Linked DNA regions of Homo sapiens: region 1 is linked to region 2. Evidence: read pairs that join two places in POLR2A ChIA-PET (ENCODE). Cell type or tissue: MCF 10A. All regions are shown on one strand. Links, peaks and the distances in the headings refer to the core of each region. The heading gives the core; the rest is flanking DNA. Region 1 holds the start of MIR548H3 (microRNA 548h-3). Region 2 has its middle 91 kb from the start of LINC02093.

Region 1 (16,697 bases), core at 218-8,217, 150 kb before region 2:
GGTGCGTTTTTACAGAGTGATGATTGGTGCGTTTGAAAACCTTTAGCTAGACAGAGTGCTGATTGGTGTGTTTACAATCCTTTAGCTAGACAGAAAAGTTCTCCAAGTCCCCGCCCGACCCAGAAGCCCAGTCAGCTTCACCTCTCAACATGTGGAGTGGAGACTGCCAGTGAAGTCTAAGAATATGGTAGACTGGGGGATAGGATTAGAGACGGTTTGTTAATCTGAACACTATCTAAGATATTAAGACACATGGTGGATATAATGGACTAAACATGTTCCTGCAAAATTCATACATTGAAGCCCTTATCTTCCATGGGGTGGTATTGGTATAGATAGCACTTTCAGTAGATAATCAGGCTTAAGTGAGAGGATGAGAGTAGAGATGCTATGACGGGATTAGTGCCCTTATTAAAAGAAGAGACCAGGGGTTTCTCTGACTCCTCCATGTGAGAATGACACAGAATATGGCCATTTACAAAGCAGGGAGAGAGCCCTCACTAGATGCTGAATCTGCCTACACCTTGATCTTGGACCTCCCAGCCTCCAGAACTGGGAGAAATACATATTTGTTGTATAAACCATCTTGTCTGTGGTATTTTGTTATAGCTACCCAAAGTAACTGTAACAATTTAGAGAAGTAATACAGATACAAAGTCATCAGACAATGAAAATGGCTACTGGAAACCATGAGAGTGTGAAAGTGAGAATTTAGACTTGGTTAGTATATTTAAATAATCAGGACTACTGTGCTGTGTTTAATAACACCATACCTGACGCCAAACGTGTGGTTTTTTTTTTTTTTTTTTTGGCTCACACCAACCAATTCTCCAACTCTCCAGACACCAAGTAGGTGTTCAACAACTCAATTCAATTCTGACACTATCTACCTGGAGTTAGCATCCTATCCCTGGAGTTAAGGGCTCAGTCCCTCCCACAAGGCTGCCCCATATCAGATGCTAATCCCAAGTCCCAGGCCTCCTGTACTTCTGACTGACTGGCTAAATATCAAGGGTTCTCATAACCCCTTTCTTAGGTTCAATAATTTGCCAGAACAACTCACAGAACTCAAAAAAGACTGTACTTATTATAACCAGTTTATTGTCAAGAATACAACTCAAGAACAGCCAAATGGAAAAGATGCTTAGGGCAAGGTGTGGAGGAAGGGCATGGATCTTCCCATGTCCTCTCTGGGTGCACAGCCTCCCAGCACCTCCGTAAGCTTTCTGAACCCTGGTTGTTTAGGGGCTTTTATGGAAGTTCCATTACATAGACATGATGAACTAAATCACTGGCCATTGTTGATTAGTTCCAATTCCAGCCCTTTCTCCCCTCCATGGAGGTTGTAGGGTGAGGCTAAAAGTTCCAACTCCCTAATGGTGCGTTGGTCTTTCTGGCAACCCGTTCCCCTGAAGCTATCTAGGGGCCCCCCAACCATCAGTCATCACATTTACTTGCAAAAGGCACTTATTACTCCCAAAATTCCAAGGGCTTTAGGAGCTGTGTCAGGAACTGGGGACAAAGACCAAATTTTTTTTAATGATCACAGGACTTTAAAAGGAAAGACATAGTGTTAGATGCTATGGGGAGGGATGAAGTTGAAGACTTATTTTCTTCCCTTGAGGTGAATGGGAGTGATGGATGGGTCTCTGTGTAAGACATGTGGTCATAGAATTTAATAGCCAAAAGAAATTTGGTAATCATTAAATCTAATGTATATTCTGTGACGGGTTCCTAGGCAACTGCAAAACATGAAATTCCATGGTTAAATAAGTTTGCTAAAAGTTGCATACCATATGAAGTTTTATACTGCTTAGTAGCCCATCGGAAGGTCTGAAAAGTTTTAGAGTAAAGATTAAACACATTTTTCTCAGCTCTCCCTACACTTGTCTCCAGAATCCCTTTTATCATGACACAAGTATTTTCATTTATTCAACAAATATTTATTGAACAACTGCTGCTTGGCACTGTACTACGAAAAGTTGGTGTTCTAGAGGACACAGTTTGAGAAATGATGATCTTGTCCAACTTCAGCGATTTTCAGGTGAGCAAATTAAGTCTATGAATAATCACATTTTAGTCAAAGGAGGTAGTTAAAGAGAGAGGCTGAAAGAGGGGGTGCCATTTCCATAGGGAAATCAGTAGGAAAAATCTACTGCAAGATAACGGCAATTAAGAAGCGTAATATGGGCTGGGCGCAGTGGCTCACGCCTGTAATCCCAACACTTTGGGAGGCCGAGGCGGGTAGATCACGAGGTCCGGAGATCAAGACCATCTTGGCCAACATGGTGAAACCCTGTCTCTACTAAAAATACAAAAATTACCTGGGCGTAGTGGCACACGCACTTGTAATTTCAGCTTCTCGAGAGGCTGAGGCAGGAGAATCTCTTGAACCTGGGAGGCAGAGATTGCAGTGAGCCAAGATCACGCCGCTGCACTCCAGCCTAGCAACAGAGTGAGACTCCGTCAAAAAAAAGAAAGAAAGAAAAAGAAAAAAGAAACATGATAAGGAGTTGTAGAAATGGTTTCAGAGGCAGATTCATTTTTTCCTGGGAGTGGCATATAAAGATAAAGGACTAGATAAGATGAAAGTGCTTGCATCTTAGTGGTGAGGAGTTGGTCCACGTGGTAGACAGTCAATTTTATGAAGTCAGAGAGGGCGGACAGGTGGAAATTAGTCAGATAAATGCACATACGCACTCTCTCTCTCAAACGACCCCCAGAGCTGGCAAGAGGCTGGAGATCAGATTCACCTGGTACTTTTTTTTAAATTATTTTGAGAAGGAGACTCGCTCTGTCACCCAGGCTGGAGTGCAGTGACACAATCTCGGTTCACCGCAGCCTCTGCTTCCTGGGTTCAAGCGATTCTCCTGCCTCAGCCTCCTGAGTAGCTGGGACTCTATAGGTGCGCACCACCACACCCGGCTAATTTTTGTATTGTTATTAGAGAAAGTTTCACCATGTTAGCTAGGCTGGTTTCGAACTCCTGACCTCAAGTGATCCATGCGCCTCGGCCCCCGAAAATGCTGAGATTACCACCTGATGCTTTTTAGCATTTTGCTGGATGTACTGAGTGATGCAGACATGAGCAACGGAGGTTTCTCCCGGGACTCCGTGGAGGAGGTGATGCAGCCGCAGCTCCAGGATCAGCAAACACTGGTGTCCTAAGCATAGTGGGGTTATTTCAGATGTCACAAAACCAAAATCTCTGTGGCCCAGTGGAGTGTAACAAAAGATACACAAACCTCTTCCATGCAGAGAGATACATAGCTCTCCGGTATAGCTAGGGAGAAAGAAGGAAAGATTTCTCAGATGGTGAAGGCAGGCCAATCGAAGAGAAAAGGCCAGAAATAAAACTCCACCACGATGAGAAGCAACCTCTGTGAGGAGTTACTGGGGGAAGAGTCCCCTGTGGAATGAGCACTGATGTCTCCATTCATTGTGCAGGTCCCTCTCACACTGCTTTCATTACTTGAACACTATCTGGTGTCATTAAGATATCAATTTTATTTAGGTATATCTGCATTGGCAGTTTAATTATGTCTGGGTAAGGCCCGATATTTATTCATGGGTGATCTTGGTAGTTGTCAGACACCAGCCTGAAGATAAAGGCGTCCATGCCTGAGGAATGCTAATGCTCCCCAGCCTGTCATTTGACAAGCGCACATGCCAGTTACTACCAAACTGATTATTTCAATCATTAACAACACATGCATCAGCCTCCTTCACCCGAGATTGCCACGTGCATTCATCTTTTCATAAACAGTTATCTGACAAGGGTGCTGAGAATTGATGTTCTGGGGGGAATTGCCCAACTTGCCTTAGCTACGGATGCAGCAAGCTGAACGCCCCGCTTAGCATCGTCATTTCATTAATCAGATTAGCACAACGCCCAATTGAGTGAGCACCATGTTCCTAAACAATCTCCAATCAGGGTTCCTTTCTGTTGTCCATGCTGGTGGCTGCACTTTTTTTTTTTTCCTGGAGGGTTCAGCTTTGCAGATCCTCTTAGAAAACTTGGATCTTTGCTTATCCCACCACCCATCCCATTTATAATAATTACTCTTGTTCCAAGGAGCAGGGTGCGGGGAGAGGCTCTGGGTTTGTGGAGGCGCCATCTGCTCCTTATTGCTCACCTGAGTCAGAGCCTCCTGACATCACTTCTCTGCAGCAATGAGAGCCAGATATCCACACAAAGAGGCTGGGGCTGTGCCAGACGGCGCAGGGCCTGAAAAGTGATGAATGAAAGAAATGTGAAACAGTAAAACTGCTCCCAGGCAGCGAGCCCTTCCTTCAAAGGGTGACTCACAGAAAAGGCAGTTTTGCCTTAGTTAGGAAGGTCGTCCCAGACCCCTACAGCTGAAGGACTAGCATTTGTTTCTCTACACTCACAGCTTGTGCAGATCGCATCTCACCCATCAGGGAAAAGAGAACACTCTGTTCAGTTTCACTAAGGCTTTTTGTTGCTCTTCTTCTTATGATGTAAGGCAAACTTCCAGGGTTTGGGTTTTTAATGGTTTTATATGATTACCTTTTCATGAGAAGCACAGTTATATTTATATTTTTAAAGCAAACCCAAAGTAAGAAAAAATGTATATATTTTCATCATATGAATGGAAAGCATTATATATTTTTTCTTTTCTTGGAATATTTTCATTTGATGACACCAATGGCATGATGATGATGATAATGTTTTCTATTTATTTGATGCTTTACTAATATATTCTTTTCAATTTTCACAAAAACTGTACTTTCTTTTTAAAAAGATTTTTGGAAACTGAGATGAAGAGACTTTGGGCAACTTGCCCAAGATAATGAGCTACTTAGTGGTAACCCTTGATGAGAGGGTTTTAAAATCCTACTTTTACCACTTAAAAGTCATCATAGAGTCCTGGTAGTCCAACATTCTTTGTGATGCTTCGGAATCCAGATCGATGGTTATTTATGAGATGGGATCTTACCCACTTTTGTTATGTAGCTCATTCTCATTCTTCTTTTGAAAAGCTTTAACAGTTAAAAATTCCTTTTTTATCATTGAGACAAATTCCTTATTTTTTAAAACATTTCCAACCAGTTCTAGATTTCCTTCTAGATTCACAGAGAACAAATCTGATTCTGCATGTATTAGGTTGGTGCAAAAGTAATCGCGGTTTTTGTCATTGAAAGTAATAGCAAAAACTGCAATTACTTTTGCACCAACCTAAAAGTAGTCACTGTCTTCAGATATTTAAAAACAGCCATAATGTCTTCTGGAAACTTCTCTTCTTCAGACTGATTCCAAATGTTGAAGTTGTGGCACTGTATTAGTCTGCTTGGGCTATGTCAGAGAAAAAAAAATATTTTTTCTCTACTTCCACACATCTCTCGATATAACACTTCTGACACTACATTCTCCAGCACACATCATCTGGGTGTCTTATTCAATTCAGTTCCGACACCATCAACCTGTAGACAGCATCAGATATCATAGGTTAAGGGCTCAGTCTCACAAGACTGCCCCCCACTTTAAATGCTTGTTGCGATTAGTATACCTCTGATTGATTATCTGGCTATAAATTGGGGTTTTCCATGAACGCTTCATTAGATTTGTTTAATTTGCTAGAGTGGCTCACAGAACTCGGGGAAACACTTATGTTGACCCACTTATTACAAAGGATATTACAAAGGATACAGAGGAGCAGCCAGATAGAAGAGATGCATAGGGCGAGGTATGTAGGAAGGGGTTTGGAGCTCCCAGATCCCTGGTTGCACCAACCTCCAGGAACTGCTGTGTGTGCAGCTCTCTGGAAGCTGTCAGAACCCAGTCTTGGGTTCTTGTAGAGGTCTCATCACATAGGCATGATTGATTAAACCACTGGCCATTGGTGATGAACTCAATCTTCAGCTCCTCTTTCCACCCCAGAGGTGTGTGTGTGGTGGTAGTGGGGGAGCTGAAAGTTTCAACCCTCTAATTACAACATTCCCCTGGCAACCATCCCCCATCCTGAGGCTATCCAGGAGCCCCCAGCCACCAGTCATCTCATTAACATTCACAAAGAAATTTATTGCTTTAGATTCCAAGGGTTTTGGGAATGATGAGCCAGGAAACAGGAAGACCAAATATCAAAATATGGTAGCCTGTGATATTTCGAAATATCACAGGCTACCATAACAAAGTGCCACAGGCTGGGGGACCTAAACAACAGTTTATTGTCTCACAATTCTGGAGGCTGGAAGTCTGAGATTGAGGATGGGTAGGGTTGTTCTCTCCCGCGACCTCTCTCCTTGGCTTGCACATGGCCACCTTCTCTCTGTGTCTTCACACAACCTTTCCTCTGTGCAGACATACTCCTGGTATCTCTTCCTCTTCCTTTAAGAACACCAATTCTGTTGGATCAGGGATCTACTCTTCCAACCTCACTTAACCATTTTTTTTTTTTTTTTTTGGAAACAGAGTCTCGCTCTGTTGCCCAGGCTGGAGGGCAGTGGCGCAATCTCTGCTCACTGCAACCTCCACCTCTCCCGAGTTCAAGTGATTCTCATGCCTCAGCCTCCCAAGTAGCTGGGACTGCAGGTGCACGCCACCATGCCCAGCTATTTTTGTATTTTTTATAGGGATGCAGTTTTGCCATGCTGGCCAGACTGGTCTCAGACTCCTAACCTCAAGTGATCCACCTGCCTTGGCCTCCTAAACTGCTGGGATTACAGGCATGAACCACTGTGCCCGACCCCTCATTTAACTTTAATAACCTCCTTTAATGCCCTTTAATCTTCAAATACAGTCACATTGAGAGTTGAGGCTTCAACTTACCAATTTTGAGGGGATATAATTCCGTCCATTCCAGGTATCAATGAAGTCAAGGCATCCATTCCTTCAACATGCTTTACTACATGTACAGAAACCACAGCAAGTCAAGATTGTTCACAGTTGAAAGAGGTTTCTGGAGGTGTGTGAACCATCTGAACTTCATCCTCTTTCTTCAAGTAGCCTTCAAGATTTGTGCCCACTGAACGAATGCTATGGAAACTGCCAACAGATGACCATCTGGTCACGATGTTCAAAGGCTCAACCTAAACAACATTGAAAATTACCAAAACTAAGGCAAAGGGTATGATTCTACTAAAGAAAGAGACTCCTTAAGGAGCAAGAGTCTCTAGGAACTGACTCTTCAGCAGTACTGAATGTAAAATTGGAATAACCACCCTCTCAAATCTCAGAGAAACTGGACTTAGGGCTCTTTTTTTATTAGAATGTGTTTGGGAAGGTGGACAGGGTGATTGTATCAACTGGCCCTTCCATTCCCAATGTGTGTACCAAGAGCGAGTGAGACAGTGATGAATTACCCAGGATGAGGTTAGAATAATTTAATAAAAAGAGGTGGAAATGGGGTCTTTAATTCCTAACCTTTTGAGCTGTGGCTAAAATCCATTAATAGAACATGGATTAAGAGTCCAAAGTAAGATTACTCAGCATCACCCGCCAGTGAATCACTCTGGCACTTGGGTCAGAATTAATATCTGAGAATTCTTTGAAACTTTATGGCTGGAATTTTTCTTTCCCCCTGGCTTGGCTTCTTTTGTAGTCTTAGCCTCTTTAGCAGAGGAGATAGGAAATCTTTGGCATCCATTCAAAAACTCATTCAAACCACAGAGTAGAACTTTAAAGGAGGCCTTTGGGGATATGTGGGGTCAGTTGGAATAGTTTATATCATAGCTTTCAGTTTAAAACAATTTTTTACAGCATCAGTAGGGAGAATTATATCACAATACATAAATAGATTTAGCAGGATTTACAAATCCACATGTGTTCCCTTAAGCAGTAGTTTTCAAATATTTGATGACCTTAGAACTCCTAGTTCAAATGAAATTTTACACTGAAGTGAAAATGAACACTGATAAAAGGGGAGTTTCTCTGCTTAAATAAGGATGTGAGGTCCCAGAGATCCCTTCTGCCTTTCCCTTTTGCTCTTTTGGGTAGCCCCTAAGGGGAATGAATGCCAAGATCTTCCAGGAAGATAGATTGAATGCTTTTTCTCTAGGAGACTCTTGTTCTACAGTGAAGTTCGCTCAATGAACCACAGAAATGTGTGAGCAAAGGCTGATCATTAAGTGGTAAGTCACACCTCTCCTTAAGTTTTGAAAAAATATTTTGAAAGTGATATCTGGTCTTCCAACGTAAATGCAGAGATGAAAGAAACAGACTTTTCTTTCTCCACAGCAGGAGCACTTAAAAGTCTTTGACTATTTAAACTACTGGAAAAAGGTACATTTTATCAATTGAGCATGCATTTTTAGTCCATCAAATCATACAATGTTGAAGATGGAAGGAACCCTAGAAATTGATATCAAATGAGGCAATTACACAAAATGCTTTGGAACCTGTGAAACATTTTGCAAGAGTAAAATTTGATGATGATATTTAACCCTTTCCACTAACTAGAGCTTTAATGCACCTTTAATGTTTAACCCTGAACCCTTTGGCAAGAACTCAGAAAGGGAAAAACCACCCTGCCCAGTGTCAAGCTGCTGGTCAGTGACACAGATAACACTAGAACATTATAGATTGTTGCTTGAAGACATTGTGATCTGTCACAAAAGCCTAGGAATCAGAGGTCAATCAGAAATTAGAAAGAAATCGTTTACTTTCTCACTCACAAAAATATGTTTTATTTATACCTAAGGTGGATCCCAAGGGACTACTTTCTGTTGGAACACAAAAGAGAAGTCTATCAGTCTTGATCTGCAAATCTAAACCATGTTTTAGAGAGGGGATTTAGGCTTATTTACTAACTAAGCCCAAACTGGGGTGCCCAGGAGCACCCTCTCTTTGTAGCTCTAGTGACACATTTTGAGCAAATGGGTGGAATCTCATCTTACATGGTTGGTGGTGAGCTTCTAAAATGAGTAAAGAAGTTAAAGATCATACAAAATCAGAATTTTTTTCTGAGGACCCTTCAGACTCTTAGAAGCTCAACGACAAATCATGTGTTAATACTATTGTCTATGGAAATTTCACTGACATGTTCCTTTTCCTGTGACATTGGAAGCTAACGTCTCTTTCGAATTGAGGAAGGCAGCATAAATAAGGTGTTTTGTCTTCTTTGTGCTTGATTGCTTGAATATGAATCATGTGCTCTGATTCCTAAACAAGTTGCCTGTTTGACTTACAAATTGACTCATGGTGCTAGAACTGGTCTGAAGCTCAAGTCAATTTGAAATGAGAATCCAATAACAAACACGCAGTGATGTTTAAAGAAAAAGATGTTCTTTGCCAATGTCTCTAACCTGTGAAGTGAAATTATGGAGAGTGACCACTAACTCCCTGAGCTGACCATTAGTACCCTCATCCACGCTAGGGTTGAGAAAAACATTGGGAGCTAGTACGGTTGACTGTCTCCATAGATATGCCAACTATTTCTCCCACCCATATTTGTGCATTCCATTTACCCCATCCAGATACGGAATCATGGAATCTAATTATGTTCACTCCACTTGGATTTGAGCTGGCCTTGGGATTTGCATCAGCTACTAGAATGTGGCAGCAGCAATGTTGTGCCAACTCCAGGCTTAGCCACTTAGAGCCCTGACAGCTTCTGCTGTGGCTCACCTTGGAGCCCTGAGCCACCAAATAAGGAATTCAACAACCCTGCTGAGGAGAGGCCCAGACAGCTCCCAGATCTTCAGCCACCACAGCTGAGGACCCAGATATGTGAGTGAAGCCACCTCGATATCATTCTAGCCCCAGCTGACCTCTCCGTCAACTAAAGCTAAATGAGTGACTGTAGCTGATATCACATGGAGCAGATGAATCACTTAGCTGAGCCCTTTCTAAATTTCAGAATTATGAGCAAATAAATGTTTTGTATTGTTGCAAGCATTAAGTTTAAGGATGCTTTGTTAAACAGCAGTACATGACAGTTAGTTGGCCAAGAGATTTCTGATAGATTTTGTTTTATAGACTCTTCCATGATCCTCTTCCTTCTCCAGATAGGCTCTCCTGCTTTCGTGTCCCCTGATTTTACCCCAAATCTTGATTGAAAAGAAAAGCAAAACCAAAACACCTGGGACTTCCTCATTGGTAGATGCTGCACAGTCTTCCTTTCCTTCCAAGCAGATGATGTGGTTGGGGGATCTTGCCTGAGTCTCTTAATGTTCTCACCTTTCAGGAGTGGTCAGAAATGTGGGTCAGAGTATTATGCTGGCATTCGGTTTTCATTTCCCATTACAGAAGAAGACATGGACAGGTGGCCCACAATTACTTTCTAAAGAATTCAATACCCCAGGGAGAAGGGGTTAGTGATAAGCATCAGAAGTGAAAAATTAGACAATTGTTGGGTAACCGGGGTAAGCGGAATGAATTTCTAAGAATTTCTAAGTGCTACTATGAAAATAGCAACAGACAACCTTGATGACTTGCAAAATGGTCAGATCACTTCTGTGGCTAATCGGGATGGCTTGGAGTCAGTCAGTAATTGAGCCATTTCAGTCAATTCTGAAATAAATTTGTCTGCAAAAAAAGTAGAATAACCATCTGTAAACACAAAGGGTTTATCCCAGTATCCAATATCATGGTGAATTTCATTCTGCAAAATGCAGTTGCTGGATGTTTAACCATTAAGTAGTAAGACACATTATTTCTGTTGTATTAAAAAACACTATAGAGATGATGTGTCATTTAAAATACACAAATGTAGCCCTGACAGACCAAATAGATGTTTCTTAATACAAGCATCTTTTGAAACCCTGGCACAGTAAAGCAATCGCTAAAGAATGTTTATTGTATTAGTTGAACAAGTCCGTTAAATCCAATAATGTTGTCACCTAAGAAAACACCAAAGCTGAGTTTTTAACCTTACAGAAATATTGATGGCATAAAGTGGAGGCTGATGAAATAAAGATTTCTTATTACTTTTACTACCTTGGAATAACCTTCTACCTGTGAACTGTAGGAAAATGCTTTGCCAGTGCCACCACCTGCCCTCCAGGGTAGCCCTACCCTCAGTTGACAAGTGTTCGTAGAAATTTTATAGGAGTTTTCAGTGAGGCATCAGTTGTCTTTAATACTTGAAAGAAAATTGAATGGAAGGATCCAATTACTCATGTGAAAAATGAATCTTCTACCCAAGGTTTGGCCACTGCTGGTATGCTTGTTTTAAAACTGAATTATAGGCGCAATACATTTGCCAGAGACACAGGCATTAATTTCTCTCAAACCATTCAAGATTGGGAGGACAGAATAGAAGGGAGCAGAGAGAAAATAAGATGATAAGAGCTTCACGTTGATTTATTCACCTTTGTGCAAAGTAATGGGGACAAGAGGGAGGCGGCCCCCGGAGCCTGGAAGAGAGATGGAGGAGCTGAGAAAGGAAGGATTGCAGGGCAGCCTGCCAAATAGAAAGTCAGATTGTTGTTCTTAGATGATATAAGATTGCTTTATTTCTCTAGTTGCTTTATAAAAATACATATGCATAAAATATGCCACACGATGCAGCTGGAGTGAATGAAGTCCACTCTATTTATCCAAGAAAAGATTGTATTCCTAACCTGCCTGTCTGTTAGCTCATTCTCTTAATAAAGATAAACTGATCCTCTACCTAGCAGAGCTCAGGCTATGATTCCAATGTGTTTGATGCTAGGAGTGCATGAGTGATTGGCTCACGACGTGCCCTAGGCAGATGGATGGATGGATGGATGCTCTGAAGCACAAAGTTGACACCATACAGAAGTCTGCGTATGTGAGCTATCATAGTTGCAGAGGAGGTACTGTCCTTCGCAGACCTTACGTCAGGTCACTTAGCATAGGTGGGAGAAGTATTGGACAAGGAGTCTGTGCAATCCTCCTCAGCTACTAACTAGCTCCATGCAGGACTAGGCTCATAATTTTCAGGGCCCAGGGCAGTAAGAAAATGTAGGGATCCTTGTTAAAAAGAAAAATGAGAATTTTAAGACTGCAGTGTCAGTGCATTAAACCAAAGGCAGAACCCTTCTAAGTATGGTGATCTTTTGAGTGCAGGACTCTGTGGGACTGCATGGGTTACATGCCCAGAGAGCCTAACCTGGCTCCATGATTTTGTGACAAGAAGCTTCTCATTTGGGACTGTCAGTTTCCATGTGTTAAGAGAAGCCAACTGGAAGTGATCAGCAGCTTTCACCCTAGGGGTGTTAAACGTGGGCGTGGTCAGTTAGCAACATTAATGGTGAGGTTGGATCTTCTCTGTATTATGGAATTTGAATCTTAATTCCAAGAAAACTTTCCCCTTCCTGTTTTTGGAACCATGTGACAGTGCAGAGGGGAATACCCACTCTCTTGGGTACCCAGGAGATGGGGAGCAGAAAGCTTGTGTCCATTGTCTTATAGAGCAAAAGAAAACTTATATTAACAAAGAGTATATTTTCTCACGTCTATAAAAGAAAATCAAGTCCATTCCATAAATTAGCCCTTGACTTTCTTCTAAAACAACTTAATTTTTTTTTTTGTCTCCAAACAGAAATTTTAAAAAATAGCATAAGCTCATTTATCTTGGAACTGACATTGCAGGCAAAGTTGTCAGGTTTATCTCTTTGAAAAGAGACCTTGAAACCAAAATGCCTTCTTTCAAGCTTGGGCTCTGAAGTTGAACTTCTGGGAGATGACAAATGAGAATGGGATGAAGTATAACTTTTCTTATTTTAACCATAAAAGTATCGCTAAACCCAAGCATATTACTTGACTTATAAGTTCTGAGAAATAGAACTCTGTCCAGCAGTTGCAAGATTAGTAACTGTGGTTCTCTAGGTCATTTTGGGAAGGTTCTGGAGTCACCAGAACCTTGCTGATATTTCAGTTTCTCATCTTAATGAAAGAATCTAGTATAATTCTGTGAATTTGCTAGTTTTCCCTGTTCACACCCCAGAGGGTAGCCAATGGGTCAGTAAAACCTTAGAAACCATTCATCAGCATTGGAAAAGCCATTTGATACCAACTTGCCATTTTGCAATGAACAGGTGTGTTTCTGACTTATACATATTTTTACTTTTTTAAGAAAGATTTTTTTTAAGAGGGAGAAGCTGATTTGGAAGAACAGACATCCCAATATATTTGGCCTATTTTCATGGGTTTTTAATTTCTTTTTTTTTATACATCCATTTAACAAATGCAGTTGATCCTCACTATTCACAGATTTGTGTCTGCAAATTTGCCTACTTGCTAAATTTATTTGTAACTCCAGAATCAAGACTTGTAGCACTTTCACAGTCATTTGTGGGCATGCCCAGAGCTGCCAAAAATTTGAGTTGCTTGAGGTTTGCAGCTGAGGTTGAATGAAACAACACTCTCCCTTCTTGTTTTAGCTCTCATACTGTAACCTGGCTTTCTTGCATGTATTTGGAGACTTGGTTTTTGCACTTTCATGCTTTTTGTTGATTTCACTGTTTAAAACGGCCCCTAAGTGTAGTGCCAAATTGCCATCTAGTGTTCCTAAGCACAAGAAGGCTGTGATGTGCCTTGCAGGGAAAATACATATGTTAACAAACTCCCTTCAGGCACAAGGTATAGCACTATTGGCCATGAGTTTAGTGTTAATGCATCAACTATATATTAAATAATGTGTCTTTAAACAGAAACACATAAAACAAGATTATGATTTGAGCATTTGACAAAATGTGACCAGAAACTCATAGGAACCTAGCCCTATGTTTCCTCTAGGAGCATTGGTTCAGTATTCACTAATTAATGTTTCATTTTATTTATTTATTTATTTATTTATTTTTGAGATGGAGTTTTGCTCTTGTTGCCCAAGCTGTTGTGCAATGGCACAATCTCGGCTCACCACAACCTCTGCCTCCCAGGTTCAAGTGATTCTCCTGCCTCAGCCTCCCTAGTAGCTGGGATTACAGGCATGCGCCACCACACCTGGCTAATTTTTGTATTTTTAGTAGAGACGTGGTTTCTCCATGTTAGTCAGGCTGGTCACGAACTCCCAACCTCAGGTGATCTGCCTGCCTTGGCCTCACAAAATGCTGGGATTACAGGTGTGAGCCACTGCACCCTGCCATTATTTATTTTTTTGAGACAGGGTGTCACTCTGTTGCCCAGGCTGGATGGCAGTGGCAGCATCATGGCTCACTGCAGCCTTGATCTCCCTGGGCTGCAGCAATCCTACCACCTCATTCTCCCAGGATGCTGGAACTACAGGTGCATGCCACCATGCCCGGCTAACTTTTTTTTTTTTTTTTTTTTTTTTTTTTTTGGATTTTGTAGAGATGAAGTTTCACCATGTTACCCAGGCTGGTCTCAAACTCCTGGGCTCAAGCAATCCACCTCCCTCCACCTCCCAAAGTGCTGGGATTACTGGTGTAAGCCACCACACCTGGACTGCAGCAACTTTATAGAACATAATTACTTAGAATAACAAGAACTGACTGTATGTGTTGAGAGTCTGCTCTGTTCAAATGCCCTGAAGGAGGCAAAGTACAATAAAAGGTATCCTATCTTCAAGGAGTGTGTTTAATGGCAATCTTTTCCGTTTTTGAGTACTTGTTCCAAGCATCTTAAATATGTATCTGCTTTAATTTTCTCAGTAACACTGTAAGTTAGACATTAACGCCATTTATAGAAACAAAGACTTGAGTTATCTCAGCTACTACTAAGTAGAGCAAGCAGGATTTGGACTGTCCACATCATGCATTCATCCTATCACATTCTTCTACCTACCTAGTCAAGGGGAAGAAAACTTGCAGGTTATGGTTTCATAACAAGACTCTAATGCCTGTGATTGCTTCGGGATCTATGGAATTGAGACAAACGAAAGTACCCAAATTGATATTTCTGGCTAGTTTTCTTAAAAATACTAAATTCATCCTAATTTCTTTCTCTCTCTTTCTCTGAGACATCTGTGAAAATGCTCTCAGAGAAGCTCTTCAGGGATTTACAGTCCTTCCTATGTTAAGTTCTTTCTCTTCTGATTTGTTACATTAAATAAGGCAGGAATTTTAAACAAGCAAGAAAAGAACTTTATACTCTAGACTATGATCTTTGACGACAATAAATGTCACTGAAGATTTTGTTTGGTTCTGTTTCTTTTTGGGTTATTGCTCTCCTATTTGATCAAATTATAGACCCTATCTAAAGCTTTAGGAAGTTGTTTCCATGAAAGTAACATCTTTCTATCGTGATGCAATCAGATTTCTCCTGCTTTTTGTTATTTTGATTTAAATTCTTTGCAATGAATGGAACCAATCTCAAATGACAGATACAGAGTTGCCTTAAAAATTAGTAACTTCAGTTTATAAGTATTCTTTGTATATTTTCATTATTATTTTTCTTACCTCCCCTTTAAAGGTCTGGGAACTCATTGAAAACAGAGTCTCTGTTCCAGACCTTTCTCCTTCCAAACAAGACTTAGGACGATGACATTTCCTTTTTCTGTTTCTTCAAGGTTGCTGTGAGGATAAAGTGAGATAACCTACAAAGTCACCTTAAGCAGTGTGTGGATTGTAGCAGATATGTATTAAATATTCGTTTCTTTCCTATTTCCCTTATTAAGCAGTTTAATTACTATTCAGCAGTGCATGCCATTTACAAGGTTGGTAAGCAAATGTGAAAGCCTAACTTGACTATATATATTAACCTTATACATGTAGATATTTTACACTTTACACAGTTCCCCCCTCCTCCACAATCTTGACATATTCTATTCAATTTAATTCTTACAGCAACACTATAAAAAGGATGGAGCAGGTGCTGTTGTCCTTTTTTGATAAGATGATGGAACTGAGGTCTAGAGTGGATGAGATTATTCAGGGTGAGATCCAGATGTCACTGAAAACAGCCTATTATATTTCCTCCATTTTTATCATAAGTCAAAGCATGTGTGTGTGTGTGTGTGTGTATATAAACATATACACACACACACACACGTATATGTATTTGTGTGTGTGTAACCATAACCATATTGTTTACTAGTTGCAAATATGTCTTGGAAATACTCAACAAAGATGATAAAAAACACCAGAACCTGAATCCTGCATGCTGCTCTCTGATGCTTCTATCTCCTGCTGCCCAGATGTCCCCAGTTTCAGACTTTTGTCTGATAGGACTATGGAAAATGATTGTCTTTGCCCATCTTCAGTATTCCATCAGCAGATATTTAAGAGCGACTCTCTCGTAAACTCCTAATACCCATCTTGCTTGTGTTGATCTCCACTTTATTCCCCTTTCATTCTGGCCCCCCTCGGGCCCTGGACTCTCCTGGAAAACTCATTTCCTCACGATATTGCCTCCATCTCCTTGTTGCTAGGTGTTCAGCTAGCTCCTGAAGCGCTAGGCTTTGTTTCTCAGTTTCTAAAACCCAGGCTTCTTTGAAATTTGCTTCTGACCCCCAACAGCCTTAGGACCCTGTTTCCTAATTTGAACTCAGCATTCTCCTGGTCAGCCCCTGGTCTTCCTGGCACCATTGCTAACTAGAACCACTCTACCTATGCCCCGCTGTGTTACCTGATGACAATCAGATCTTTTGCAAATGCAATGGTAAAGGAACACAAGTGCAGCCAGTGCTTGGGAGGGCATAAGAGATGTGTAGAAGATCCTGTGTTCAGCAGCCCGTCTTCATCTGAAACAGAACTGCCAGAGAAGTCATTGGTGAACTAAGTCCGTGGCTTCTCCCCTTAAAGTACGCTGTTTCAAGTCATCTGGCTGATTGTGCTTGCAAAGAGCCTTGATTTTGAGCTCTAACTACCAG
Region 2 (16,697 bases), core at 7,919-15,918:
TGGTGTTTTGTTTTGTTTTGTTTTTCCTGTCTGTATTTCCTTTTCCTTTTCTCCTAAATTTTCCCCTAAAACAAGCACATGTCTATGGAAGCTTCAGAGGATAAACAGACCCATTCACAGGATGCTGCCTTGGGTACCATATTCAAATTTAGGTCAAGGTTAAGGCTTGGTTCCAGTTTCACGAAGTTTTGCAACTCAAAAGAAATTCTGATTTGATCTGAATTTAGTTTTTTCCTCTCTTTTTTTAATGCAAAATATGCCTGAGCAAATAAGGAAAAAGTAAACATCTAGACCAGAAAATGTAAATTAAGTGGCACAAGGATTTTTTTAATTAATAGAATTTATTTTTTGAGCAATGTTATATTTACAAAAAAAATTAGAGTACTGTTTCATAGCTATCAAGGGACCAGCATTTTACTTTAAAAAATTTGATAATTTTCTGTGTTGGAAAAAGTTGATAAAAGTGTGAATAAATAAGAACTCTTGGAGCAGAATTTAGCGATGTGCATCAAAAGAAAGGTTCCAGAAAGTTTTTCTTTAAAACAGCAGTTCTATCACTGGGAATTTTTTCTTAGGAAAATGTCAAAGATATTCACCAAGTTTTGTCTTTAAGATTGAGCATTGCAGCACTATTTATAACAGTGAAAGTTTATTTCACAAAAACATATCAATATGCTGGAATAATATGCAACCATCAAAAAATATGTAGTAAAATAATTAATAAATTCAAGATAGCTCATAATATGTTAACTTTTTAGAAAGCAAGTTGCAAAGCAGAATAAATATGTTTTTTAAAGAGAAATTGCTATTGCTATTACAAGACAACAAAAGATATTCATGAATCAGCTGCTCTCTTGACAACAGGAAAAAGGTGGTATCAAAAGTGTGATTGTTATATTGTTCAGGTTATTCTAGAGGATTTCCTTTTTCTACGAGTGACCACAACTGCTCCCTGAATGTGATTGCTAAGTCCCACCCTGCCTCCCAGCCCATTTTCTAACAACCAGAGGGATCTTGCTAAAAATGTAAATCAGATCATGTCACTTTCCCGCTTCCAATTAGACTTAGAATAAAATCCAGACTCCTTCACATGACCTAAAATGACCTTCCACTTCTGGCTCCTGCCTTCCTGTCATCCCACACCACATCTTGCCTGCTCACTGGATGCCAAGCACACCAGCTTCCATTATGTCCCTTCTCAGTGAGTTGGTTATTCCTAATGCTGAGAATGCCATCTCTGTGTTTGCATGACTGGCTCCCTTTAGTCCCTCAGGTCTTAGCTCAAATATCACCTATTCAGAGAGGTCTTCCCGCCCTCTCCCAGTTACTCTCTATCTCATTTCCCTATTTATTGCTTTCACAGCACAATCAATTATCTTATTTAGTCATTGCTTACTTGCTTACTGTCTCTCTAGAATTTTCATGGGCAAGCACCATGCCTGTCTTGCTCTCTGTTGGATCCCAGGTGTCTAATACAAGGCTAGGCATAAAGAAGCAACTCAATCACTATCTGTCGAGTGAATGGGTAACTCAGGCAAACAATGTGCTGTGCTCTTTGGAGCTCTGGAAAAAGGAAACAAAAACCCAGGAAATCACCTTGGAGTCCAGAATTTCAAGGTTACAGAGGCAGAGCTTCTGAATGAAAGCTGTCTATACAGATGTTCTTGCTGGCCTCCAACCCATTCTAGTGACATGTGCAACCTCCTTTGCTCATACTCTTCCAGTCTTTAATGGTTTCTCTGTTTCTTTTCTCCTTTTCTGAATTCTGCTCAGCTCAAAAAAATTGGCCCAAATTCCACCATAGGCTATTGTATGCATCGTACTTCTACATAAGTACATTTTTATTTCATTGGATTGTCCTCTAGTATGTATCAGTACAGATGAAAAAAAAAATGTTGTGTGAAAGGCATTAGATCTGAGGGGAGAAGCTGAGAAGCCTGGTTTGAGTCACACAGTTTTGCTGCTTTCTAAGTGAACTGGAGCAAACCATTTAATTCCTCTGGGATTTGTTCAGAAGCACATTGGTCACTGTGAGGTCTAAAAAAGAGGCCAGGAAAAAGCGCCTATCAAAGTGCTTCAGACATCACAGATACTCAGCAGGTGAATGCTCACTCACTCATTACTCATTCATTCTCAGCTAGAGAAAAACAACAGAATCCGCATAGATTTCAGTGTCAATTTCATCAATTTCAGTGTCTCTGCTCCCATGGAAAGGCACATTTGAGTGTCTGGGCAAAGAGGAACAGCTTCTAAGTCACAAGAACCATTTACTCTCTGGGGTACCAGAAGGAAGGTGGTCAAAAAAGGAGACTCTTCATGTTCACAGAGCAGCTTTCAGCCAGGAATCAAGGGTTCTGTAAGATAAAGTAACATTTACATTACGGAACTATGGGTATGAAAGGCTCGAAATGGCAACAAATGTAAACACAGGTTTTTTATACAGTTTGATAACTCACGCTGTTGATAGCTTGGTTTCTGTTGGTTCTTATTATATTTCATGAGGGTTTGAGGAAGTGAGGGAAGAGGGGTGCATTTTGGACTTTTTATTAGAATAGACATTGGTTCTTCACTTCTTCTCCTTTCAAATTCTTTTGGTCCTGGAATACAGGAAACAACTTTGTATAGTAGGAAGAGTTAAAAAAAAAAAAAAAAAAAATTCAGGGCCGGGCATGGTGGCTCATGCCTGTAATCCCAGCACTTTGAGAGGCCAAGGCGGGCGGATCACGAGGTCACGAGATCGAGACCAGTCTGACCAACATGGTGAAACCCCGTCTCTACTAAAAATACAAAAAATTAGCTGGGCGTGGTGGCACGCACCTGTAATCCCAGCTACTGGGGAGGCTGAGGCAGGAGAATCGCTTCAACCAGGGAAGCGGAGTTTGCAGTGAGCCAAGATCATGCCACTGCACTCCAGCCTGGTGACAGAGCGAGACTCCGTCTCAAAAAAAAAAAAAAAAAAAAAAAAAAAAAAAAATTCAGAGGCAAAGGATTTGTGTCCAAATCAGTTCACAGGCTATGTGCTGCAGGCAAATTTGTTGACTGTGCTATACTTCCCAACTATGTCTGCCATATTGAATGTGTATACTCATCTGACATCTCACTGAGAGATGTGAAACATTAAGAACAGGGTACTTTGAACTTGAGGCGACTCTTCCCTCATCTGGAATCTGGACCTCTGGAAAAAGGAAACAAAAGCCCAGGTAATTACCTTGGAGTCCAGAATTTCAAGCTCACAGAGGCAGGGTTTCTGAATGGAAGCTGTCTATACAGATATTCTTGCTGGCCTCCAACCCATTCTAGTGACATGTGCAACCTTCTTTGCTCATACTCTTCCAGTCTTTATGGTTTCTCTGTATCTTTTCTCCTTTTCTGAATTCTGCTCAGCTCAAAAAAATTGGCTCAAATTCCACCATAGACTATTATATGCATCATACTTCTACATAAATACATTTTTATTTCATTGGATTGTCCTCTAGTATGTATCAGTACAGATGGAAAAAAAAAAATGTTGTGTGAAAAGCATTAGATCTGAGGTGAGAAGCCCTAAAAGGGCTTCCTAAAGGACCAAGATCTGATAGCTAGGATTCAAGAGCAGAAGGTAAGTGTAGCCTTGAGTGACCCCATTAGAGAGCTGGTTATTACCTTGGTCTTCCCGAGTGAGAAGCGTGTGGTCAGAATTAAGTACAGAGAAAGACAGTAGAGGAATTTATATTTTTAACATGAACTTAATATTCTGCTGATGTGAACAATTTCCTCTTAGGAGTAGAAATATCACTGTGGGCCTCTATTCCTAAACATATTTCCATGGGGAAAATTTAGTTTTGGTTTTGAAGACTGTCACCAGACAGAGGCCCAGTTGACTGTGTATCATTATGCAGTTCACACTAAAACTAAAAGGTTCTCTTTGGAACCATTCTGGTACACAAAATATATCTCAGATGCGTAAAAGCCACCTTGATATTAACTTTCCCACCGTCTCCTATGTAGAGATACAAGTGCTATTAGACAAGCGACACCCATGACTTATAGCAGCTAACCTGTAGTGTGCTGCAAATGAGAAATAAGACAGACTTGAGTTGCTTGGTCTCCTCATCAAGACGAAAATGTGGGTGGAAGTGGGTGTGATTCTGATAGGATGATCTTTTTTTTATTTTTTATTTTATTTACTTATTTTTTTTTTTTTTTTGATACAGAGTCTTGCTCTGTCTCCCAGGCTGGAGTGCAGTGGCGCCATCTCGGCTCACTGCAAGCTCCGCCTCCCGGGTTCACGCCATTCTCCTGCCTCCGCCTCCTGAGTAGCTGGGACTACAGGCGACCGCCGCCACGCCTGGCTAATTGTTTTGTATTTTTAGTAGAGATGGGGTTTCACCGTGTTAGCCAGGATGGTCTCGATCTCCTGACCTCGTGATCCGCCCTCCTCAGCCTCCCAAAGTGCTGGGATTACAGGCGTGAGCCACCGCGCCCGGCCACTACTGTTTTCTTGTTACTTTTTGTGTCCTCTTGCAGCAGTTTAGTGAAAAGATACACATAAGGAAACTCTTCCATGGGAATAAGACAGCAACCTTGAAGGGTTTGAACATCACCTTGTTCTTACTGGGTCCACAGAGGCTACTCACAACCATATATACCCACTGAAGAAATAGAAGGTCACGCATGACTGCAGTACCTCCAGGCATCAAGCACAGACTACAGATATTTAGTAAATAAATGGAGTATTTCTCCCATGCGTCTCTATTTGGTAGAAGTCCATGAAGGAATGTCCGTGAATGAATGAATGAATGGGTAGATGGATGAATCCCCATTTTATAGACAAGAAAACAGAGGTTAAGCACTTAAGTAAACTTGGTAGTCATTTGTGTTGTGAATTTAGTTCCCATTGTGATTATTTGAGGTTCTTTACGTGTGTGTGTGTGTGTGTGTGTGTGTATCCCCAATTTGCATAATTAGCTTTATGGGAGAAAATTAATAAGGAGTCAAGGCCATCTAGCCATCTCCTTTTCCCTTAGTCTGCATGGCAGTCACTATCTTTTGCTTACTCAGTAGCCTCCTTTCCTGCTCACCCCCATCCTCACTTCCCCATGTGCTCTCATCATGTTCCTCTTTAGTTTTGTTTTGGATTTTTCCATCCCATGTGGGTAGAGAGTGAATCACGATTGATCTAAGCTACCTATAGCAATTCCCTCCTCTGTGCCAGTGATTAGGCTTGGCCATGGACATAAAGCCCAAGGGGAGATTTTTAAAGAAGCTCTGGTAAAGGTCTTTTCTTCTACCAAATAGAGAGGCATGGGAGAAATACCCCATTTATTTACTGAACATCTGTAGTCTGTGCTTGGTGCCTGGAGGTGCTGCAGCCATCTTGTTACCATGAGGGGCAACAGCTCCAAAAGGCTAAGATGGCAGAGTGAAAATGTAAAAGGCACATAGAGCACAGTCGTGTTGCTGAATTAAAATTCCCCAGACCAGCCACACGTGGTGGCTCACGCCTGTAATCACAGCACTTTGGGAGGCTGAGTTGGGCAGATCACCTGAGGTCAGGAATTTGAGACCAGCCTAGCCAACATTGCAAAATCCCGTCTCTACTAAAAATACAAAAATTAGCCAGATATGATGGTGGACGCCTGTAATCCCAGCTACTCGGGAGGCTGAGGCAGGAGAATTGCTTGAACCTGGGAGGCAGAGGTTGCAGTGAGCCAAGATCATGCCATTGCACTCCAGCCTGAATGACAAGAGCAAAACTCTGTCTCAAAAAATAAATAAATAAATAAATAAATAAATAAATAAATAATAATAAAATTCCCAAGACTGTCCTGTCCCCAAACTTCATGCTATGTGAGAGAAGACAGCCTTTACTGCTTACAATTCTTGTGTGTGGGTGTTGCTTATTCATAATGCAAAGCCTCTTGATACCTCTAACCTTATGCCTGAGGAAGAAAAAAAGGGATAAGCAGAAATTATTTCTTTGGATAGATAAAGTAAACCTGCAAAAATGCAGAGTGTAAGTTTCTAACATGAATGGGGTAGAAATACTGTTTTTCCAGCCACTCCTAACTCTGGCCTTTCTTTCTTGATTTTTGGCTGAGGAGAGACTGTAAAAGTGGTGGCTAAGGGCCTGAGGTCTGGCTTGAATCTGAATCTGGGTCTGCCACTTACTGGCAGTGTGTGTGCGTCTGTGGTCAGATTATTTAACCATGAGCCAAAGTTTCCTCATCTCTAAAATGGGGGTAATAATCACCCTGGAGTCATTTTGAGGATTAAATGAGACAATGCATGAGAAGCAATTAGCACAGGGTCTGGGGCACGGTAAGATGTCAATAAATGCAGCACCATTACCGTTTTCATCAGCTCTGAGTATTTTGACTTATCCAATCAGCAGCATATCTCTTATTCTCATGTTAGCTTCCATGACCTGGCATTCTCTTTCTGCTCATTCCCCTGGTCGGATATTTCTTACAACAGCCATTGTCCGTGGTTCAGTCTCTTTCTTGGGTGCTGTTTCAGCCCCAGGCTTACATGCTCCTGGATCCCACAGAGGTATCTCTCTCCCTATGTTGCCAGTGCTTGCATCCTCTTCAGTAGGACTTACATGTTTTTCCAATGTAAATGTGAATGACAACAGGTCTGGGTAAAGCAGAAAACATGTTACATAAGTAAGGAGGCCCCACTTAATGACCTGGAAAAATTATAGGGCATGGGAGGGCTGGCTCTTATGATAATAGACAGTGTAATGCTGCTGTCTGTGATTTTAAGTGGCAGGAATGCAGGGGGGATGGTAATACGGTGACAGCAAGGAAAAATATGAGATGGTAACCTACTAGGTAACCAACAGCACATGAGAACTTAGGACCTAGCACATAGATAGAAATGGGAAGGTGGTCAGGTTACATGGGAGAAAGAACAGAGTAAAGGATAAAAAGTAAATAAAGATCATAGAGTTCTTCGTCTCTGGAACATGTGAGTCTCAGGAGGCAGGATGTCCATGAATGGATAAATGGGTAGATGGATGAATCCCCCTTTTACAGATAAGAAAACTGAGGTTGAGCACCTAAGTAACCTTGCTAGTGAAAGGCCATACAAGTAGCATACACTGGAAGTACTGATTCCTAGTTCATACACATTCTATACTATATTGAAAGAAAAATGGTGTCTGTTTGATGTTCTTAAGCTCTTTTGGAAGAACCATTTGTTAGAAAAACCTGAGTATACAGACTTTGTCAGCAGTCTGCAGGTATTGAAATTCATCAAATAAAGGAGATAACTTCCACTCCAACCTCAAGACTTGCTTACTGTTTCTGCTGCTTATTTTGGTTTGGGGCCATTGTGCACCTGCCCAGGGAAGCATTTCAACCCCATCAACTACTGTACATCTGTAAATGTAGATTAACAAGCAGGTTTGACAAAGTGATACTCTATATGTTAATACACTCTCAGTGTATTCCAGAGCAGTGCATGACCTATCAAGCCGCCAGTGTTTACTAATATGATTGTCAGACAGGTTGACAGTGGAGTGACACTTCCCAATGCTTCAGTGGGAGTGATACCTTCTGACAAGATAACTTGGGACAAAATAATATGAAATTCATTTGACTGCTGAACAAAACACAATACTCAGAATTGAGCCTGAAATCCACACTACATGTTTCCTTACTTTTTTCCCACCATCAAACTGAAATGATCCCATATTCTCTCATAGTGTGTAAGTATGTTCATGAAAAGGAAATATGTTGTACAATATTTTTTGCCTCCGATCATTTCAAGTAAATGGAGCTGCAAAATGAAATGTTGGAAATGAAGATTATTATATTCATTATACCTTTGTGTGTGGCCCATTTCTTGGAAAATTATTCATATGTTATGCTTAATAAACCATAGTTTAAAGATCACCTTGGATGCAAATTTTTAAGCTGGTTCTGTTATTCATTATACTTCGCTTCTTGTTTTCTTGGCAGAATTTGTTACTATCCCACCCTTAGGAAAGTCAGTGGATGAACAAGTGCAATTCTGAAATTTGATGAATTTGACGGAGAAAAACAGATATGTATCAAAGTGAACTTTATTTCTATTCTCCCCATATAAGCAGAAAAGCTGATATTCAAACTGTGTCTTCCATTTATTGTTTGAGGGGGCAGTGAACACTGTGAGAGGCAGGTGTTTATTTATATCTTCCTGAAAGCAACTCTCCTAGCCAATCCCTTGGAGTCCCTTGGAGTTAGGTGGGACCTTGCAATTATCGAGTCCAACACTCTTGTTTTGCTGAAGAGTAACAGTGTGAGTAACTTTAGATGTAAACATCATGCTTCTTAAGCTGTTATATTGAGAGGAGGAAGCTCTGTCCATAGACATCCCATCTTCCATTTCCTGTCTATTACTGGATGGTGAAAAGTAAATGATCATGAGAGACTTCACAAAGAGGGGTTTTTGAAAGTGCTTCTTGGGATGGTAAGGATTTGATGGGTGAAGGAAGGCAGCCCTTACAAAGGTGCAATAGCTTCTGTAATGACCCGGGTGCAGAACCACATAAAGTATATTTGTAGAACAGCAACCAGGCCAATCTGTCCAAAGGAAAAGCTTTATAAAGAGGGTAGAAAGGCCGGGTGGGGTGGCTCACGCCTGTAATCCCAGCATCTTGGGAGGCCAAGGCAGGTGGATCACCTGAGGTCAGAAGTTTGAGACCAGCCTGGCCAACATGGTGAAACCCCATCTTTACTACAAATACAAAAATTAACTGGCGGTGGCTCACACCTGTAATCCCAGCACTTTGGGAGGCTGAGGCAGGCGGATCACGAGGTCAGCAGATCGAGACCATCCTGGCTAACGTGGTGAAACCCTGTCTCTACTAAAAAATACAAAAAATTAGCCGGGTGTGGTGGCAGGCGCCTGTAGTCCCAGCTACTCTGGAGGCCGAGGCAGAAGAATGGCATGAACCCAGGAGGCAAAGCTTGCAGTGAGCCGAGATCGCACCACTGCACTCCAGCCTGGGCGACAGGGCAAGACTCCGTCTCAAAAAAAAAAAAAATTAACTGGGCTTGGTGGCTCAGGTCTGTAATCCCAGCTAGTCTACTCGGGAGGCTGAGGCAGGAGAATCGCTGGAACCCAGGAGGCAGAGGCTGCAGTGAGCCAAGATCGCGCCACTGCACTCCAGCCTGAGCGACAGAGTAAGAGTCCGGCTCAAAAAAAAAAAAAAAAAAAAAGAGGGTAGAAGAAGATACAGGATCTAAAATTAAAGGTAAGCTGGAGGCAAGTTGTAGATGACCTTGAATAATTCTCCTCAACTCAATGAACCAGATTTATCACTGAGCAAAGGGAAGTCTTGAAAGTTTTTGAATATGGGAGAAATTCAGAAGTGCAGTACTCGGGGAGATTAACACAGTGGCGATGTGGAAAAATGGCTTAGTCAGAGCGACCCCTAGCCTTATTGTTCGTGTCCAAGATGGATATCACTCTTACTGGTCCAGCACTCCTTCCCCACTTCTGATGCCAGAAGTCCTCTTCCCAGTAGGGAGCACTTTCTCATGGCTAGGATGGATGATTGCAAACCAGAGTGCCACCATTGCAGGCCTGGGCCTGCTGCACTGGCCTGGGCAGAGTAAACCCCACCTCTGGCCATAAATTTTAGTCCAGGAATGAACATTTGTCTCAAGTTAGGATAATCAGTCTTCTCAGGTGGCTTTCTACCAGGACTATTAAGAAACTGTCTTGCAGGTAGAATTGCTAAACAACTAAATTATGATTCAGGGGCTGTGGTAGACATATTGCATCACACAGCAAAAAAGAGTTCTTGGTCTGTAAGCTTAATCTAATTAAGTGGTGAATTCTAAGCTAGAGTGCCAAAGGGAGGTGGCCCAGAACTGCGTTTAGCAGTTGAATTGCTCCATATGAGAAAGTGAGAATTATTTTGTTTGTTTTTGCTTTTCTTAACTAATGCCTGTTAAACCGAACCCTTTTTTAAAGGGCTGCCACACAACAACTTAGTCTGAGAGTAATTTGAGGGACTGAAAGACCAGGGTTGGTATCTGGTAACACACAAAGCATCATGAAAGGAGGATGGGAAAGGAAGGAGGAAGGCCTGGAGCAAAGAGAGAAGTCAGACAGGAGAGCGTGCAGCTGAATTGGAGACTGAAAAGAAACTGAATTTGAAACTGAAATGAAGCAGAAAAGGTCAGCCCAGCATGGAATAAGGTCAGCACAATGCAAGACGGGAAGCGCATTCATAGAGGACGCCAATTCACGGAGAAATAAGAATCCAAGCTCTTGGGAAATCCTCAGAAACCTTAGGGACTTTCCACAAGTCGTGAGAAAGGGGGTTCGGTCCAGTCTTTGCTAGATGTTAAGGGCACTTAAGTCCTGTGAATATCATTGAAACATGTTAAGCTTTAACGGAAAGAACACTAGCCTCAGGGTGAGAAAGCCTGGCTCCAGCATGAAACTTAGTTATATGTCTGTAGTCAAGTTGTCTGAACATTCTGACTCAATTTCCTTCTCTACAAAGGGATGGATTTGGGTTGGAGGAACCAAAATATCCCTTTTAGTTTTAAAACCCACTATCCATGATAAGCAAGCCATGGAATGCCTTAAGAAATGGAAAATAAGGAGGACTCTGTGGAGACATATATTTCACAGGAGGCCAGAAGGCAGTTCTGTGTCTTTCTTCCAATTAATTTGGAAAGATCTAGGAATTTCTGAAAGTTCAGGTTGTTCAATAGATGCAGGAACCTTCTAGGGCGGGTTAACAGCTCCAGGTTAATAGGGCCTGTTTAATTACACTTGCCATATGCCAGGCACAGAGAAATTAGGCCTCCATGTACCAGGTTCTCAATAAAATTTTAGGGATGGATAGTGTCCCTTTCCCAGGAAACTGAGGCACAGCGATTAAGCAACTTTCCCAGTTCACACCTGCTGAGGGCCAAAGCAGGGATAATCATGCTGGTGTCAGAGTCCGGAGCTGTTTCCTGGATGCTGCCTCACCTTGTCTCTCAATGGTGGACAGCTGTGTCTGCAGTGCCAGCTTTCCTCACACATGCTCACATTCTGTCTATTGTGTGAGCCTCAGGACATCCCTGTGTGGGCAGGACAAAGATGACTGTCCCTACTCTATGGTTGAAGAAACTGACCGATCTGCCCAGACCACATAGAGGAAGACCCAGGACCCAAATCCAGACAGGGCATCTGCCAGGGTCATAGACCCATGCAGTAAAACCTTCCAGATGTGCTTTGAGTAATCTGAGATTCTGATACTCTGATCTTCCCACACTGGAGGAGTCGCGAATGATCTATCTGTTCTGAGGTTGTGGAGCAAATATTACACCATGTACATAACAAAGACTCCTACTCACTCTTACTCATGTACTCGCCTCCCTTCCAGAGTGATCTTGCAACATGTAACTGAATAGAAACCAGCCAACCCTTCCCAATCTTCATTGTCTTCTGCCAGCATCACTCTCCTTTCCAAGCTGGGAGTGCAGGTGGCTTCCTGACCTTTGGGGACTGGATCAGCACCTTGGGAGTGGACATGGGGAGATGGCCTCAGGAGTGTGTTCTGGGGATTCAGACACTCAGGGGCTCAGCAGTACCCAAGCATCTACTCACAAGCTCACACTTAACACACACGGCCATTCTGGCCAATCCCCAGCATCTCCGTGTCTCCACAATGTCTGGTGGGAGTGGAAATACATGCCTCTTCACCAATTCTCAACCCAAGTTTTATACTGATGTTGAATCAGCTGTTATCATGAGACCAAAATACCAACCACGAAGTCTTAGCTCGAGGGCCACTTACTGATTTTGTCTTTCATAAGTGGCGTCTCATTCACAGCCACGCTAATTTTAGCCACGGTTATCAGCTCCAGTTTGGGTAAATTCAGCCTTGATGATGTCAGCGGTGGCTCCTTTGCCTTCATCAGGGTTTTCAGAAGGAATGGCTGTTGTTGAGGACCCACTTGAAAACTTACTGGGGCTAAGGACAAAATATGGAAAATATGCTTCTCTCCCAGTCTTTGTATTCATTTCTTTTCTTTCCTTTTTTTTTTTTTTTTTTGAGACGGAGTTTCGCTCTGTCGCCAGGCTGGAGTGCAATAGTGTGATCTCAGCTCACTGCAACCTCTGCCTCCCAGATTCAAGCAATTCTCCTGCCTCAGCCTCCTGAGTAGTTGAGATTACAGGCGCCCACCACCACGACCTAATTTTTGTATTTTTAGTAGAGACAGGGTTTCGCCATGTTGGTCAGGCTAGTCTCGAACTCCTGACCTTAGGTGATCTGCCCGCCTCGGGCTCCCAAAGTGCTGGGTTTACAGGCGTGAACCACCGCGCCCGGCCTGTATTCATCTCTTAAGAGGAAACCACCTTCCTCATCCCAGAGCCTGCCCAGGCATGCAGGCATTTCACATGTAGAGAGTTTTCATGTTCGCCTCAAATGAAAAAGTAAAATTTTTCCTAAATCAAAGAAAGACATCATGTTAATTCTTAAGAAACAAGACTAAAATCCAAACTTATGTTGATTATATTTTAGAGTTTAAGGAATTTGCTATAAATATGTCCAGGTAGCAAAAAAATCCAAACTCAAGGAAGTAAAAATCAGGCTAGTATCAGAATTCTTTTCTTCTGTTAGAACTCCAGAAAAGAGTGAGAAAAGACCACAGAGTTTTCGTGTTTCAATCCTTCGCAAAAACACAAGCAGAGTGGGGAGGAAAAGGTGATGGGTTAAGGAAATTGGAGAAGAGAGTTTTGATAGGTTGCTTTAAGGAAAATGAAGGATACACAAATATTAACAAAGTCATTTTGCACATGGGTAAGAGTGAGCAATTCTGAAACTACAAGTGCGCTACAGCCAAAGAAATAAATGAGCAATGTAGTTAAGGGGAATCAGCTTCTCGCTATCAGAGAAAGAAATTAGAAATAAGGAAGGAGGGAAGGCTAGAAGTTTCCTTTTGGTGCTGGATAAAAGTCAGAGCTTCCAGTATGAATTTATGCATATTTGATATATGGATAAGCAGATAGATACCGAAATATAGAAATGTTTGTACAGTAGACATGAGTTAACACACATACACATATTGCATACTGAGCGCTCCCTAAAAGTAACACCGCAGTGGCAATGAGCACATCCAGCACCTTGATCTTAGTTTTTAAATACTATTCTCCAATAAAAGGAAACAGGGCTCTCTAAAGAAATAGCTAATAAATTATAAGGTTAAGGCCAGGGCAGAGAAAATACAAGATGAGCCTGGGGGATCTTCTAGTGTCAGAAAGAAAAGCGTATTAAAAAAGCAGAAGAAGGAGAAGAAGAAAAAAGGATGAGGGCATGTCAAAAGGCTACAAGAGGTAACCCAAAAGAGCTCCCAATGGCCAAGCTCAACTGAGTTGAGCAACAGAATAAGTGATAATATTTAGTGTTGAATTATAACCCAAAGAATAAAACAAACATCCACAAATTCCTACTGGTATAAACAAATGATTTAATGAATGAATAACTGAAGGAGGGACAAATATTCCTTGCAGAAAAATTCCAATTACTAAGTGGAGAAGGAATAAGGGAATTAAAATATCACTATTAGAATACCAAAGTAATAACGGCTGCTGGCAAGATCCATCAATGAATGCTAAAATTAGTGGGTGAAACTTCAAGGATATTTTAAACAGGAAGTTTTCATAGGCTCAGAGTTCTCCCCATCGTATTTATTAATTCCTGTGTGGTTTTAACATACGTCTGCAAATTCCTTGGTACTCCTCCCTCCAGGAGGTAGGACTTAATTCCCCTCTCCTTGAATTTGAGCTACACTTAGCGACTGCTTCCAACAAGTAGTACATGGAGAGGAAAAATAATGATTTTGTAGTGAAGAAACTTGGCAGACACCACCTGAAGCAAATGATCAACATTAATATCAGTGGTGATAAGTCATGTTGATACTATGTATTTCCTGATACGATGTGATGAGCAGGTACATCCTCTGTAATATTTTCCCACAAAAATCTATAACCACAGTCTAATTATGAGAAAGCATGAAGCAAACTTAAATTGAGGAATATGTTTACAAAAGACCCTAACAGTACCGTTCAAAAGTGCTAGAGTCATGAAAAACAAGGAAAGATGAAGAAACTGTCACAGATTAGAGGAGAGCAAAAAGACATGATTAACAGTACAATATAGTGCCCTGGATTGGATCCAGAAAAGGAAAATGACATTAGTGAAAAAACTAGCAAAATCTGTGTAGCAACTGTGGTTCTATAAGATGTTAATATTAGGAGTTGTTTAAAGAGTGTAGGGGAACCCTCTGTAATTTCTTTGTATTCTACTGTTAATTTAAAATTATTTCAAAATAAAAAAATTTAATTGCAAGCACACAAATTAATTTTAAGAATTTCAGGTGTGTGATGAATGTAAGAATTCCACCCCAAAGTATCACTATATGTATATAAATGGGTGATAGGCCAGGCACGGTGGCTCACACCTGTAATCCCAGCACTTTGGGAGGCCAAGGTGGGCGGATCACCTGAGATTGGGAGTTCAAGACCTGCCTGACCAACATGGAGAAACCCCGTCTCTACTAAAAATACAAAAAAAAAAAAAAAAAAAAATTAGCCGGTCATGGTGGTGCATGCCTGTACTCCCAGCTACTCAGGAGGCTGAGACAGGAGAATCACTTGAACCAAGGAGGTGGAGGTTGCCGTGAGCAGAGATCTCGCCATTGCCCTCCAGCTTGGGAAAGAAGAGTGAAACTCCGTCTCAAAATAAATAAATAAATAAATAAATACAAATTCAAAAATTAGCTGGGCGTGGTGGCACGCGCCTGTAGTCCCAGCTACTCAGGAGGCTGAGGCAGGAGAATAGCTTGAATCCAGGAAGCGGAGGTTGCAGTGAGCCGAGATGGCACCACTGCACTCCAGCCTGGAGACAGAGGGAGACTTTGGGGGAAAAAAAAAAAAAGGTTATAGCGTATTACATAATTTTGAGTAAAAAGGATAACAAAGTGACAATATTGCCATTACACAACAAAAAACATGAAATGCAGAGAAAATGCATTAAAAAGGAAATAAATTGTTTCAGTTTGACAATAATTATCCATTGAAATAAAGATATAATTGGCATGTAATTTTATCCATCAAATTAAATGTCCTCACAATTTATAAAGTAAAAACTCTTGTTAAGTGTAGACGATGGCATTAACAGAAATATGAATGTTGATGGTTTTAACACACCACATTTGGTCAAGTAGACATAACATGCTTAATTGGATAATAAAAGAAATAAGGTTGATTTACTAGATATGTCAAGCTTTTTAACCAACAGGGAATAGATATTCTTTACAAAACCCCAGGGATGATTTTGAAAATTGGTTATAATCTACAATACAAAAAATTGTCAGTGATTTCTACAAGGAAAAGTATATACAGGCTACCTTATGTGGTTACAATACAATAAAACAAGAAATTAACAAAATTTAACAAAAGAGCCACAAAATTCCAAACAGGTTCAGATGTTAAACTGGCCATGCATTCCTAGAGCAAACCCACTTGATATTATCATCCTTTTTATATATTGCTGGATTTTATTTGCTGATCGTTTTTACGTTTATTAAGTCGTATGGGTCAATATAATGTCTACTTAGTTTTGGGATATGCATCACGCTGGACTCATCAAACTGGAAAGCATTTCTTCCTCCAATATTTTTTAGAGAGCTAATATAAGATTGGTATTATTTTTTCCTTAAATGTTTCATACAATTGGAGTTTTTTTGGGGAAAACTATTTGATTATGAATTAAATACCTTTAATAGAGTTAAGCTATTCTAATTTTCTGTTACTTCCTGAGTCAGTTTTGATACATTGCATTTTTAAAGGAATTTGTCCTTTTTATGTATGTTATCATATTTGTTAGTGAAAAGTTGTTCATAATATCCCTCTCGTCTCTTTTTTAATGTCTATAGGATGTGTATCAGCTCTATTATTTCTGAAATTGGTTATTTGTGTTGTGTCTTCTTTTTCTTGATTAGTCTTCCTAGGGACTATGTCAATTTTATTTAATCCTTTCAAAAAACCAAGTATTAACCTGTTGATTTTCTACATTATTTTTCATTTTACTGATTTCTGTCTTTATTATTTTATCTTTACTGGGCTTTGGGGGATTACAATATGCTTTCTTAACCTATCACAGTTTACTTATAATTAATATACCATTTCACATACTATGTAAGGAGAACCTTACCAGAGTGTAATTCCATTTCTTGCTTCTTTTGTGCCAGTGCCAAATACTTTACTTCTACATACCATAGTCAGTCACCTTTCATTTCCCTACATACTTACTATTGATGGTGCTTTTTTTGCCTTCCTGTATATGCAATTTAGCATCCGGTACCATTTCCCTTCAGTCCAAAGAGTATATTTTATTATATATTGTAGTTCAGGTCTTTTGTAACAAATTTCCTGTTTTTTATTTATCTGAAATATCTTTATTTCACTATTCTTTTTGACATACATGGTTTATGCACATAGAATTCTTTCTAAAAGCACTTTAAGGATGTCCCATTGCCTTCTGATCTTAATAAAACATGAAGTATTAAATATTTTTTTTTTGAAAGGGAGTCTTGCTCTGTCACCCAGGCTGGAGTGCAGTGGCATGATCTTGGCTCACTGCAACCTCTGCCTCCCGGGTTCAAGTGATTCTCCTGCCTCAGCCTCCCGAGTAGCTGGGATTACAGGTGCCCACC

What was found. ChIA-PET counts read pairs that join two places held together with the same protein. Peaks named below come from ENCODE experiments on the same cell type or tissue, not always from the same donor. Only the 100,000 strongest peaks of a DNase experiment are listed, where the experiment ranks them.
Region 1: POLR2A ChIA-PET joins it to region 2 with 6 read pairs; 1 of 35 experiments calls an interaction of 5 or more read pairs at or near these places.

Annotation. Positions count from the first base shown.
Region 1 is chr17:13,532,058-13,548,754 of GRCh38, reverse strand. All of the region lies in intron 1 of HS3ST3A1 (heparan sulfate-glucosamine 3-sulfotransferase 3A1), which reads left to right. It overlaps MIR548H3 (microRNA 548h-3), which reads left to right and starts at 5,109; the gene lies at 5,109-5,226. In MCF 10A, for the core only: no CTCF peak of the experiment used is centred there; DNase peaks (open chromatin) are centred at 4,214 and 7,554.
Region 2 is chr17:13,389,086-13,405,782 of GRCh38, reverse strand. No RefSeq gene overlaps it. Among named protein-coding and RNA genes, the nearest start is that of LINC02093, 91 kb to the right of the region's middle. In MCF 10A, for the core only: no CTCF peak of the experiment used is centred there; DNase peaks (open chromatin) are centred at 9,652, 10,262 and 11,312.